Linked DNA regions of Homo sapiens: region 2 is linked to region 1. The links are chromatin contacts, found by Hi-C or POLR2A ChIA-PET in ENCODE. All regions are on one chromosome and are shown on one strand. The core of a region is the stretch at or near the end of the contact, and the rest is flanking DNA. Distances in the headings are between cores, read along the strand shown.

Evidence for each region. A loop is a pair of places that touch in the nucleus more often than their neighbours do. ChIA-PET counts read pairs that join two places held with the same protein, here RNA polymerase II (POLR2A). Pooled maps may share reads with other maps.
Region 2: a pooled map shows a loop between it and region 1 (2.3-fold over the local background). The contact joins the promoter of MAPK12 here to the promoter of TRABD in region 1. A Hi-C loop is called at or near these places in 1 of 168 maps with a recorded cell type or tissue (CD8-positive, alpha-beta T cell), 1 of 37 single-sample maps with no recorded cell type and 6 of 50 pooled maps. POLR2A ChIA-PET finds 5 or more read pairs at or near these places in 13 of 52 experiments (CD4-positive, alpha-beta T cell, CD4-positive, alpha-beta memory T cell, CD8-positive, alpha-beta T cell and 9 more).

Annotation. Positions count from the first base shown.
Region 1 is chr22:50,182,069-50,187,270 of GRCh38, forward strand. TRABD (TraB domain containing) reads left to right here and starts at 3,845. Exons shown (of 10, transcript NM_001320485.2): 1 at 3,845-3,908. RefSeq lists an enhancer at 1,557-2,132 and silencers at 3,018-3,087, 3,278-3,377, 3,648-4,017, 4,284-4,593.
Region 2 is chr22:50,257,811-50,263,384 of GRCh38, forward strand. It overlaps MAPK12 (mitogen-activated protein kinase 12), which reads right to left and starts at 3,873. Exons shown (of 12, transcript NM_002969.6): 1 at 3,575-3,873; 2 at 3,357-3,486; 3 at 433-491. The coding sequence starts at 3,699. RefSeq lists enhancers at 892-1,464, 2,189-2,689, 4,259-4,990 and silencers at 3,112-3,291, 3,442-3,811, 3,842-4,151, 4,162-4,211.

The DNA of each region.
Region 1 (5,202 bases), core at 2,595-5,094:
CAGTTCTTCACGCTCACCTAAGTCAGGACACCTCCCCAGCCTGCATGCCCATGTGCCCAGCATTCCCACGTCCAGGAGAGGGACCCGGTGTCACAGATCCCGGCCCAGGCCAGCCTGGTTGTGCAGGGAGGGCTGAGCCCTGGGCCTTGACAGCATCACCTTGGTGCTGCACCCACAGACCAGCTCAGTGGTGAGGGTGGGCAGGACATGGCAGCTGAGGAGACCCGAGGGATGGCGGCCTCCAGAGGTAGCGTTTGCCATGGGCGTCCTTGCTGCTCGCCAGCTGGGGCTGGGGACCCTCCTCACCCTCACACATGCACCCCGCCCACCTGCACCTGTCCTCCCTGCCCCAGCAGCCACCCGGCATCCCGCATGGCTCGGCTCAGGTAGGGAGACGTCCAGTAGTCCTTGGGGGCAGCCGGTCTGCGTGGTGCTGAGTCCCGCAGGCCCTGCCTCCCAGCTTGTGAGAGGAGCTGTCGCTGCCCAGAAAACGTCTAGGCCGAGGTGGGGCTTGAGCTGAGCCGGGGGACACAGGAGGCCTCAGGTGGAGCCACCTGGAGACTTCAATGTGACCAGGGCCATGGGCAGCAGCCACACTGCCCATCCCCCGCCTGTGCGCCTCAGCCTGGCAGGAGGTATGAAACCAACTCCTGTCTGGAAAGAGGTTCATGCCTCAAGTGAGCACCCTGCCCTGTGCTGGAGCTGGCCCTCCCTCTGCGCGGCCCGTGCTGGGGAGCTGGTGTCCGTCCTACAGTGAGACGCTGGCTCCCACCTCTCCCAGGTAACATCACCACCTTATCCCCAGACCTGTTCCTCTGGCTGTGTCCTTGCCAGCTGTGCCACGTTCCTAGAGGCAGGCGGGCAGAGGCCTGAAAGGGTGGCGCTCACCCTTGGCACTGGGTCAGGGCTGAACCGGCCCCAACCGCCTTCCCCCATAGGGCTCCCTCCCTCCCCTTGCCCCAACGCCTGCTTCTGTGGGATCTGTCACTCTGCTCCGAATGGGACTTGGCCCTTCCTCAAGGTCCACCCCTTGAGGACAAAGCCAGCCGGGGACCAAGACGGTCCCTCCCAGCACAAATGGCTTCACACAGTTTGTTTCTGTTCCTGAGAGCCCCCACCCTCCCTAGGACTCCTCCTCACTCCCCCCAGGGCACCTCCAGAAACCCTCCTCTGGCTGCTCCAGGAACAGGGCATCCACATGGCCAGCCCCCCGGCGTCAGGGCCTCAAAAGCTCTGGCACCCCAGGTGCACGTCCTCCACCTCCACCTGACCCTCTTCCCAAGGCAACCCCGCCTGCCCCCCACGGCAGAAGGGACAGAGCCTGCCCAGAGAAAAGCAGGCTTGGGAGCAGAACTTTAGAAGACAAGCCCAGCCTGAGATGTGGGTGGTGGCCCAGGGCCTGCGGCTGAGGTCCTGCCTCAGTTTCCCCAGCACGCTCCCTGAGGACTCAATCTCCCCCTTTTCTGCTTCTCGCCCCTCACAGCCTAGTGCAGCCCTGCAGGGGACCCCAGCCGGATCGGAGGGCAGTTCTGCTTCTCCACTGTCTGCTGCCCACCGGGGGCTGGGATCTCGGACACTCTCCCCTCCCCAACTGGCCACCTTGCCCAGGTGAGTCAGAGGGTCGTTCTGCAGCCCGGGGGCCAGCGTTGGTTTGAAATAGTGCCCCCTCCTGCCCCTCCCCCTCCCTGAGCATAAGCAGGCCTGGCAGGTGGATAGAACCGTCCCTCTCATGGAGAAGGAGGGGCTCCAGGAGGACCTTGCACCCATCCCAGATGGCCAAGACTGAGAACCCAGGCCTCCAGCCCCCAGGCCAGGGATCTTCCCTCCACACCAGCCCAGCACTGAGAAATGGGTGAGGTGGAGCCGGGGCGACTGCCACCCGCTGCCCTCCTGTGAGGATGTGGCCGAGATGGTCGGAAAGGCAGAATGACCACAAAGGCAGCGAACAATGAGAATCAATGGAGAGGATGTGAACCAGAGGCCCTAGGGCCCAAAGTGAGTGTCCTTCACCAAGGAGGACAGAGGCCTCTCTAAGGCCAGGCCTGGCCATTTGGGGACCAGGAAGCTGTAGGAGGGGGCGGGGCCTCTTGTGTAAGAATGCTCAGTGGGCAGCCAGCCCAGCCTGCTGCCGTGTGGACAGGCATTTTCACCCATCCGCCCCACCCCGGGAGGACCACCTGCAGACTCAGGACCAGGGACCTGAGGGGACCCCTGCAGGCCACCCGAGCCGGGGCAGCTCCTCAGAACCTGGGGCTGGGGCCGGGGCCTCCCTTCCTGGAGCCTGGAAGGAAGCAGGCTCCCCAGCACGGAGTCCTGGTGGACGGCCTCAGGCAGACCCAGACCAAGCCTGGGCGCTGCGTTGGACTCCCCCAACCCCAGGCCTGCTGGGTCAGCCTTCCAGGCTCGCTGAAGGTTCCTGCGTGGGGCAGCCCTCACTGAGGTCCTCCCCGTGGCTCCAGAGAGGAGCTAGTCCTAGGGCACTCGAGTAGAGAGGTGCGCCCTCCTCCCTCTTCTAAATGGTTCCCCAGCTGGCCCCACCTGGCCCCTTTCCCCAACTAACTCATCAGTGCCTGGCAGGAAGACACAGCAGCCCTCCCCCGGTGACTGGAGTCCTGGCCCCAGGGCAGGCCCCGCTCCAAGAACCTGATCCTTTGGCTGGGGCAGGGCCGTAGAGGTGGGCGCAGAGCTTCGGGGAGCTGGCTGTGGGGTCCGCGCATGCAGCCCGCAGGCAAACCATTGCCAGGCCCACGCCTGCACTAAGCCCAGCGCCAGCGCCAGGTCAGCCAAGAACCCGGGGTCGTGGAGGAGGAAGGAAGTCGTGGGCCCGGGATGCGCGGCCGGACCATTGCAGGAGAGCGGGGCAGGCGGACGGCGCAGCAGCTTGCGGGCAGCGAGTCGTCTGCATGCGGCGGCGAAGCGCCCGGGCCCCCGTCCGCGCCGGTGCCCGCAGCGCGCAGCAACTTGGCCGCCGGGTCCCGGCCGCCCCGGTAGAGGCTGGGTACAGCGAGGGGGCCGGGCGCCCGGGCAGGACGGGCGCGGCGGGTGGGGCCTGGCCGTCTCCCCCTGCCCTCGGGGCCGAACACGCACAGCGAGAGTCTAGCGTCGGCGTGGCTGCGGCCAGCCGGGTCCCCCTGGAGGCCTCCGGACGATCGGAAGTGACTGAGCGTCCGGGTCCGTGAGGCCGGGGGTCGGCCCGCCCTAAGACTCCCACCTGGTCCCGGTTCTCCGTCCGCTAGGCTGGCCGCGGGGCCCCTGGGGCCCGACCTTCCCGGGGTGCCCCAACCTGCGGCAAGGCCGAGGTCCCGCTGAGGCATGAGTCCCGGGTCGGGGACCGCTCTGGGCCGACCCCCGGAGGACGGACTAGGCCGATCCCCAGAGGGAAGGGGGCCAGGCCGAGGCCATGGCAGCGCGTTCCCTGATCCCGTGTTCTCGGCTCCTCGCGTCCCACTATCGGCTGTCCCTTTCGTGCGGGACTGACGGCTCACAGAACAGTTACATTTCAATATCATTCGACTGAAAACCATCCTGTGGACGCCGTGCGAGCATTGTCCCCATTTCACAGCTTGGGAGCTGCGACCAGAGAACGTGGGCGCGCCTCGCAAGGCCGTGACCGCGGCGGGACTCGAACCCTCCCTCCTGAGTGCGCGCCGATGTTCCTTAGGACCCGGGAGCGCCGGGGGGGGGGGGGGGGGCGGGGGCCCCGCGCGCTACCCCCTGGGAAGTGTAGTCCGAAGTTGCGGGCCGGGGCCAAGCAGGAGGCGCGTGGGACTACACTTCCCGGCATGCCACGCGGCCGCCGGCGCCCTCGGCCCGTCCGCCCCGCCCCGCCCCGCGGCCCCAGCCCGCCCCGTCCGTTGAGGGCCCGCGCCGCATGGAGGCCGGCTGAGGAGCGCCGCTGCCTCGCCTCGGTACGCCGCGCGGCGCGGACGGCGCGTGCGTGAGGACGGGGCCCAGCACCGAGCGGGGGGCGGGCCCGGGTCAGGGCCGCGGGGTGACTGTGGGGGGCGGGGGGAGCGAGCCCGAGTCGGGGGGTGGGGGCCGGGGGCGGGGGGGGTCAGGCCCGGGTCAGGTTTTGGGGCCGGGGTAGCAGGTCGTGGGGGTCAGGCCCGGATCAGGTTCAGGTTTTGGGGCCGGGGGAGCAGGTCGTGGGGGTCAGGCCAGGGTCAGATTCAGGGTTTGGGGCTGGTAGACCAGGGTCGTTGGGGGCCGGGCCCGGGTCAGGTTTGGGGGCCGGGGTGGCAGGTCGTTGGGGGGGCCAGGCCCGGGTCAGGTTTTGGAGCCGGGGGAGCAGGTCGTGGGGGTCAGGCCCGGGTCAGGTTTGGGGCGGGAGCAGGCCCCGCGCGTCCCCTGCCACCGCTGCCGGGAGCGGCGCTGCCGAGGAGCGGAGCCCCCCAGGGCTGGGGCGGGGAGGGTCAGCGGCGGCCTCGCGGGAAGGCGCGGGTCGGACCTCGAGTCCCAGGGTCCTCGCGGGTCGGGAGGGCCCCAGCCACCCCCGCCTGCCGCCTGCGGTGGAGCCGGCCGAGGTGAGAGTGGAGGAAGGCGGCCCAGGCCTGCGGGTCTCTGGGGGTGCTGGGGGAGGCCGAGCGGGAGGCCCCGGACCCCCGTTGTCCCCTCCGGCCCCGCTGAAACCTGGGGCTTCGCTCTTCTGTAGGTGCCTTTGCCCTTCAATTGGAGCAGAGCGGGGTTCCCATATGGGCGAAGTGGACGCCAGATCGTCCCCCGCTGTGCGCAGCCCAAACTTAAAAGGTCTTTTTAACTGAGCTATCATGAAGCTGCCGTGTGTCTTTGTCAAAACTCTTACAAGAAAGATGGAGTGGGAGCTGTCTGGGCACTAGCGTCCCAGAAACAACCAGGAACTTGTGGAGGTGCTAAGCTCCCTGCGGGGACTCCCGCAGCCTCGGTAGCCTCCAGATGGAAGCCTCCTAGCTTTCAGGTCCCTGAAGAGGCCGTGCAGGCCGCCAGGCTCACTGCGCTGTGTGTCTCTGCTCCCCGCTTGCTGCCGCCGCCCTTGCAGTGTGACTGGTGGGGATGCTGGCCAGCCTCGCCGGAGGCCCTGATGCTGTGGGGTCCGAGGAGGGGGCCTGGCAGGGTGGGTGGGTGGCAGGAGCCTGTGGGGCCCCCTGCATGGTGGTCAGTGTGGGGGCTCTGCATTGACTGTGACCAGGTCCTGGGAGGTTGGGGGCTGCCAGGTGTGCTGGCAAG
Region 2 (5,574 bases), core at 2,623-5,122, 76 kb after region 1:
GTCCCAGGGTGGTCGGCTGCAGGGCAGGGGCAGGGTGGGTCCTCCCTACCGCTTCTCCCCCACCCGCTGGAAAAGGTCAGCAGCTCCAGTTACCGGCCACACACTTGGTGCCAGGGTCCCGAGCACGGGACCTTCCTGTTAACAAATGGTCAGGTCCAAGGTTCACACCTCCGGTGCTGGAGAGGGCCCAGGTGCCAGGCGTGGAGAGAGGCAGCAGCCCCAGCTCTGCCCAGCTGTGCCAGTGCCCGTGGGTCCCAGGACCATGTGGGGGAGGGCGTGGGGTGGACAGTGGTATGGGGAGGGGGTGGGCGGTGTGCATCCCCCACTCAGGCTGCAGGAAGAGAACCCCATTGCCAACCTAGAACCTGAAGCCAGTGCCCAGAGCTGCCCAACACCCCTCGTGCCCAGCGGCCAGCCCAGGTCGGCACTCACAAGTCCGTGAAGTCATCCAGGGTCTCATCAGGAGTGAATACGTCCAGCAGCCCGATCACCTGGGGGGGCCACATAGGGTTGAGAATGCAGCAGAGGACACGGGCTGGGGCACCCCCCAAGAGTGGCACAACCCTCTGGGCAGGAAACCCCCTCTGCAGCTGTCATTGTCATGCCCCACTGTCCAAAGGGCCTGGCTCTGCCCACTGGCAGTGTGGCCCAGCCCTGGCACACATACCCACTGGCAGTGTGGCCCAGCCCTGGCACACATACCCACAGAAAGGTTATTTTTGGACGGTGACAACCGGGATCTTCTGGGGGAGGGGCAACCCGGAGTCTGGGATGGCTCCGAACCATCCAAAGGGCTCCTGCCGCCTGACCCTTTCACCCCTCTTCACCCCAACCAAACAGATCCAGGCCCAGGGTGGGGACAGCGCTATGGAAAGAGGCCAGGCCTCTGCTGGTGAGGCCCAGGCGGACAGCACCGTGACCCACCAGACCTGGTCCCCTCAGCACCCCTGGTTGGGGAGATAGACAGTAGACAGGTCATGTGACAACTGCCGCCTCAGCATTTTGGGGTGACGGTCCCAGGGAGGCCTGGAGTTTTGCACAGCCAAGGGTGGAGGGGCAGGTAGACATGTGGGCTGCGGGACACCTGGCAGAGGGCACACACAGAGTGGCCGAGGCAGGAGGGAGCACACTTGGATAGTTTGAAGAATACAGGGAGGGAGGCCAGGTGGCGGAGGCCCAGGCCAGGGAGGGGCTGAGGAGAGGCCAGAGGGAGCCGGCAGGGCAGCACACACCAGGTGGAAGTTTGGCTTTGATCCCAAGAGACGGGGACGATTTAAATGGGGACGTGAGGCTAAATGCGTCCTCCTGGCCGTGGTGTAGGAACCGGCCAGAGTGAGGTAAGAATGGACACAAGCTGGAAGGACAGCTCCGCCGGAGCCACGTGGGCCAGAGCCATGGGCAAGAATGTGGAGGGAGGAGGAGAGGGAACAGAGGGGGTGTCCAGGGGGCAGCGGGGACTGTGGACATGAGAGCTGGAGGGTGCCCGGGAGAGTGCTTTAGCAGAAGACGGAGAGCAGGGTCCTGTGGGCTAGGGGCCACAGGACTTGGCCTGGCCTCTGTGGTATGGGGGCTGGCCTGGAGAGGGAGGCGGCCTGGCAGGACTGAGGCCTGTGGCAGAGCCTCCTCCCCCGCTGAGCAAGGCACGTGGCCTCACAGAGCTTCAGTCTCCCAGGAAGATGGGGTTCCAGGGAAAGAGCCTCAGCTGCAGGCCAGGAGCCCAGGGGGTGGGCCCACAGGCACAGCGGAGATCCCAGCACAGCGGGGCGGTGGCTAAAGAAAAGCCCCGGTGGAGCCCGGCGCGGTGGCTCACGCCTGTAACCCCAGCACTTTGGGAAGCCGAGGCGAGCAGATCACTTGAGGTCAGGGGTTCGAGACCAGTCTGCCCAACATAGTGAAACCTCATCTCAACTAAAAATACAAAAAATTAGCCAGGCGTGGTGGCGCGCGCCTGTAATCCCAGCTACTGAGGAGGCTGAAGCAGGAGAATCGCCTGAACCCAGGACGCGAAGGTTGCAGTGAGCTGAGATCGTGCCATTGCACTCCAGCCTGGGCAACAAGAGCGAAACTCGGTCTCAAAAGAAAAAAAAAGAAAAAAAGCCCCAGAGCGCTTGGCTGGATGGGGCAAGGCACGGGTGGGTGAGTGGGTGGGTGGGAGCAGGGGGCCGTGGGGAAGGCTGCAGTCCTGGGGCAAGGCCTTGGTGTGATGGGCGGGTGGTGGGGGGGTGCGGTGCCGGCGAAGTGGGGGCAGGGCTGGGTGTGACGGGGTGTCGAGGTGCGGGCAGGGCTGGTGTCCACTGCAAATGGATTTCACAGGGCCCAGGGTAGTGAGCTGGGGGTCAGGGTGGGCATGGGAAGCCTCAGAGAAAAAGACCCATCCAAGGGGCTGAGGGAGTAGCGGTGGCCAGGAACCGGGGGACGGGGCACTTTGCTGGTGGACGGGGCACTTTGCTGGTGGACGCAGGGACTCGTTCTCCCAAGGCACCGGTGGCTCAGATGACCCAGGAGGGTCCAGAGCATCTCACCCTGTAGGTAGGGTCCGGGTGCCCAGACCACCAGCCCTCAGGCTGGGCCCAGACCAGGGGGAGGGCAGGAGTGACGTGGGGGGCAGTGGACAAGTGGGACTGTATCCAGAAACCAGAGCACCCCTGGCAGAGAGATCGGGTTCTTAGCAGCCAGCCACCGCCATGGGAGAGGCCCAGGGCAGCTGTACGTGGCATCTCACTGGAAGGACTGGAAAGGATGGGCCCCCACAACGCACAGGAGGGTGTCTGTGAGGCGGCCACCACGCCCAGTGCTCCTCAAACAGCAGCTCCCTAAACCCTTCACCCCCAGGGGCTCCTGAGGGTTCAACACACTCCCTGCGTTCTGGCGCCCCCCTCCTCCCCCTCCACCACCGGGTCGGAAGACTCGGGAGATGGACAGCAGCAGAGTGGGCTCCACAGAGGGGCTGGAAAGGGGATGGGGAAGAGGGAAGGTGCCCCTTCCAGGAAAATCCTCCCGCCGGGAGCATGCTCTCACCGCGGGCTTCCTGGCTGGGGGCAAGGCTTGGCGTGAGACCTGGAGGATCCCCTGGGCCTGGCCAAGTCGTGTTCCCTGACCAGGGCCTGGCTGAGGCGCCGAGTCAAGGGGCTGAGTCCTTCCCGGGGCTGGCGGAGGATGGGGAACGGCCCTTGGGGGAGTCGTCTCCCAAGGAGAGACAGGCCTTGCTCTCCTTCTCCCCTGGGGACCCACGGCCCGACCCCCGCCCGGCCCCACAGCAGGCTGCCTGGAGGAGGGGTTGCCGGGTGGGGGAACCCAGCCCAGCTGAACCAAGCCGAGGCCGCGGCGCCTTCCCGGAGCGGGGCCGCGCGACTCACGTTCTCGTGGCGCATGTGCTTGAGCAGGCGCAGCTCGCGGTAGGCGCGCTTGGCGAACAGCTCGGACTGGAAAGGCCGATACAGCTTCTTGATGGCCACCTTAGCGCCGGTGCGGCCGTCCACGGCCGAGCTGCGGGGCGGACCGCTTAGCGGGAAGGCCGGGCACCCCGCGCAGGCCCCGCCCGCCCCGCCGGCCGCCCCGCCCGGCCCGCGCTCACCACACCGCGCCGTAGGCGCCCGAGCCCACGGGCTGCAGGTCCCGGTACACGGCGCGCACCTCCCAGGCCGTCTTGGTCACCTCCTGGCGGTAAAAGCCACTGCGGGCGGGCGGCGGAGAGCTCATGGCAGGCCCGGGAGCTGCCCACCCCGCAGAGCCTGCGGGCGGTGCCCCCACGACCGGGGACGGGGCTCCCTCGGCGCGCGCCTCGGGCCGGCTCCGCGCCGCTCGTCCGCTCGCCCGCCCGCCCGCCGGCCGCTGGGGCGCTCCCGCTCCCGGCCCTTCCCTCAGGGATGTCCCAGGTGCCGACCCCGGCCCGACCCCGACCCAGGCTGCGCACGGCCCCTCCCCCGCCCGGGGACCAACCGGCCCGCGGGCGGCGCGCACGTGACGCCCTCGCCCGCCCTCCGGCCCCTCCGGAAACCCGAGGCGGCCGCCGCCGGGGGAGGGCCGGAGCCTGGGGAGGGCCGGAGCCTGGGGGGAAGCGCAGGGGGAGGGGAGCGCCGCCCCGCAGCTTCGTCCCCATAAAGGGCCGGACGCGGCGCGGAGATACCTCTGCCAGCCTCTCCCCTTTGGCTGAACTTCCCCGCCCTGGGGGGGTCTCAGCAGGAGCCCCCCCCCCCCCCCCCCGCCCGCTCCAGTCCTAACTCCCCACGGCTCCAGGGCGCAGGGCCCATCCTTGACAGCCTGAGCGCTGACTTCTATGGCAGCCGCAAGTCGGGCTGAGCCCTGTGTTCCCGGGGTCAACTTCGCAGGCCACCCCCAAGGATGCCCTACCACTGAGCCTGATCCATCCGTCCCCCAACAAGGGGTCCATCTGCACCTGTCCTGCCTGTATCCCTCTTTCTACACGGAGGGGTCTGTCCCCCAAACTCCTCAGGCTGCATCCCCAACCCCACTCCTGTGGCCACTGACCCCGGGCCTCTCAGTCCCATAGGTCCCCGTGGGCCCTTTTGGACCCCCAGCTCCTCCCCCTGCTCCCCCCATCTGTGGGGTGCCTGCTCCAAGCATTGCAAGTACTGGTGTCTCTGCCCATCCCACCCCTGCCTGTCCTGTCCTGCAAAACCCAGGCTGAGAGTGGCTGCACTCTCTCCAGCAGGGATGGGGACCTGCTGGGGCCCTCCGCCTGACCCCTCTGTGTGGGCATTGTCCTCCCATAGGTCTGGCCCCATCCTGGACCAGATGCTCCTGAGGGCAAAGCCCCACCCTGACACCCCTTCACCAGCCCAGGAACCTGGATCTCAGAAGGGATGTTGGGGCACCCCAGGAGCCCACTGGGCTGGTGGGTAACAGGATCCCTAGGGCCTTCTGCCCCGCCCTCCTGCCATGAATCAGCAGCTCAGCCGCTCAAGGGTGGTAGTAGCTTTACACCTGGGCTTGGGCCGTGCTCCACGGCATTCACCAGCTCGTGACCAGTGAGCGGGGCAGCCCAGGGCCACCCAAACCACAGCTGCCTGTGGCCCATACCCTTTGTGCCCTGGGCTGCCTGTGGCACTCCATCCACCTCTTCCAGGAAGCCCAGCTTCCACGCTGTCCCCCTTACTCCCCGTGGTGGGGCTCAGGGGTCCAGCAGGCCCTGCACGGACCAGGCTTCTGAGGTGGGGCTGTGTCACCATTCTCCTCCCACCCCCAACCGCCAACACTGGACTTCCCCCGGGATTGACCACTACACTGACCAGGCCCCAGGAGGCCCCCAACTCCCAGACGGTTTCCACCCCTACCCAAGACCCAAGCAAGGGCACAGACTGTCCCTGGTCCTTAGAGACACTGCCTGACCCCAAATGGCCTGGACCCTCCCCCACACATAAGCTGCAGCGCGTAGTGGGAACGGGACCAGCGTGCACATTCCCTGGGTTAAAGTGGCCTCTTTTTCCTTCACCAGGAGGGAAAGGAAAGCTATTTTCCCTACCCTGCCCAGCCCCCACCCAGGGATGGGCAGACCCTTGCTCCTTGAGACACCCAACTTCTCCCCAGCCAGCTTCCCTGAACACTGAGGGGTAG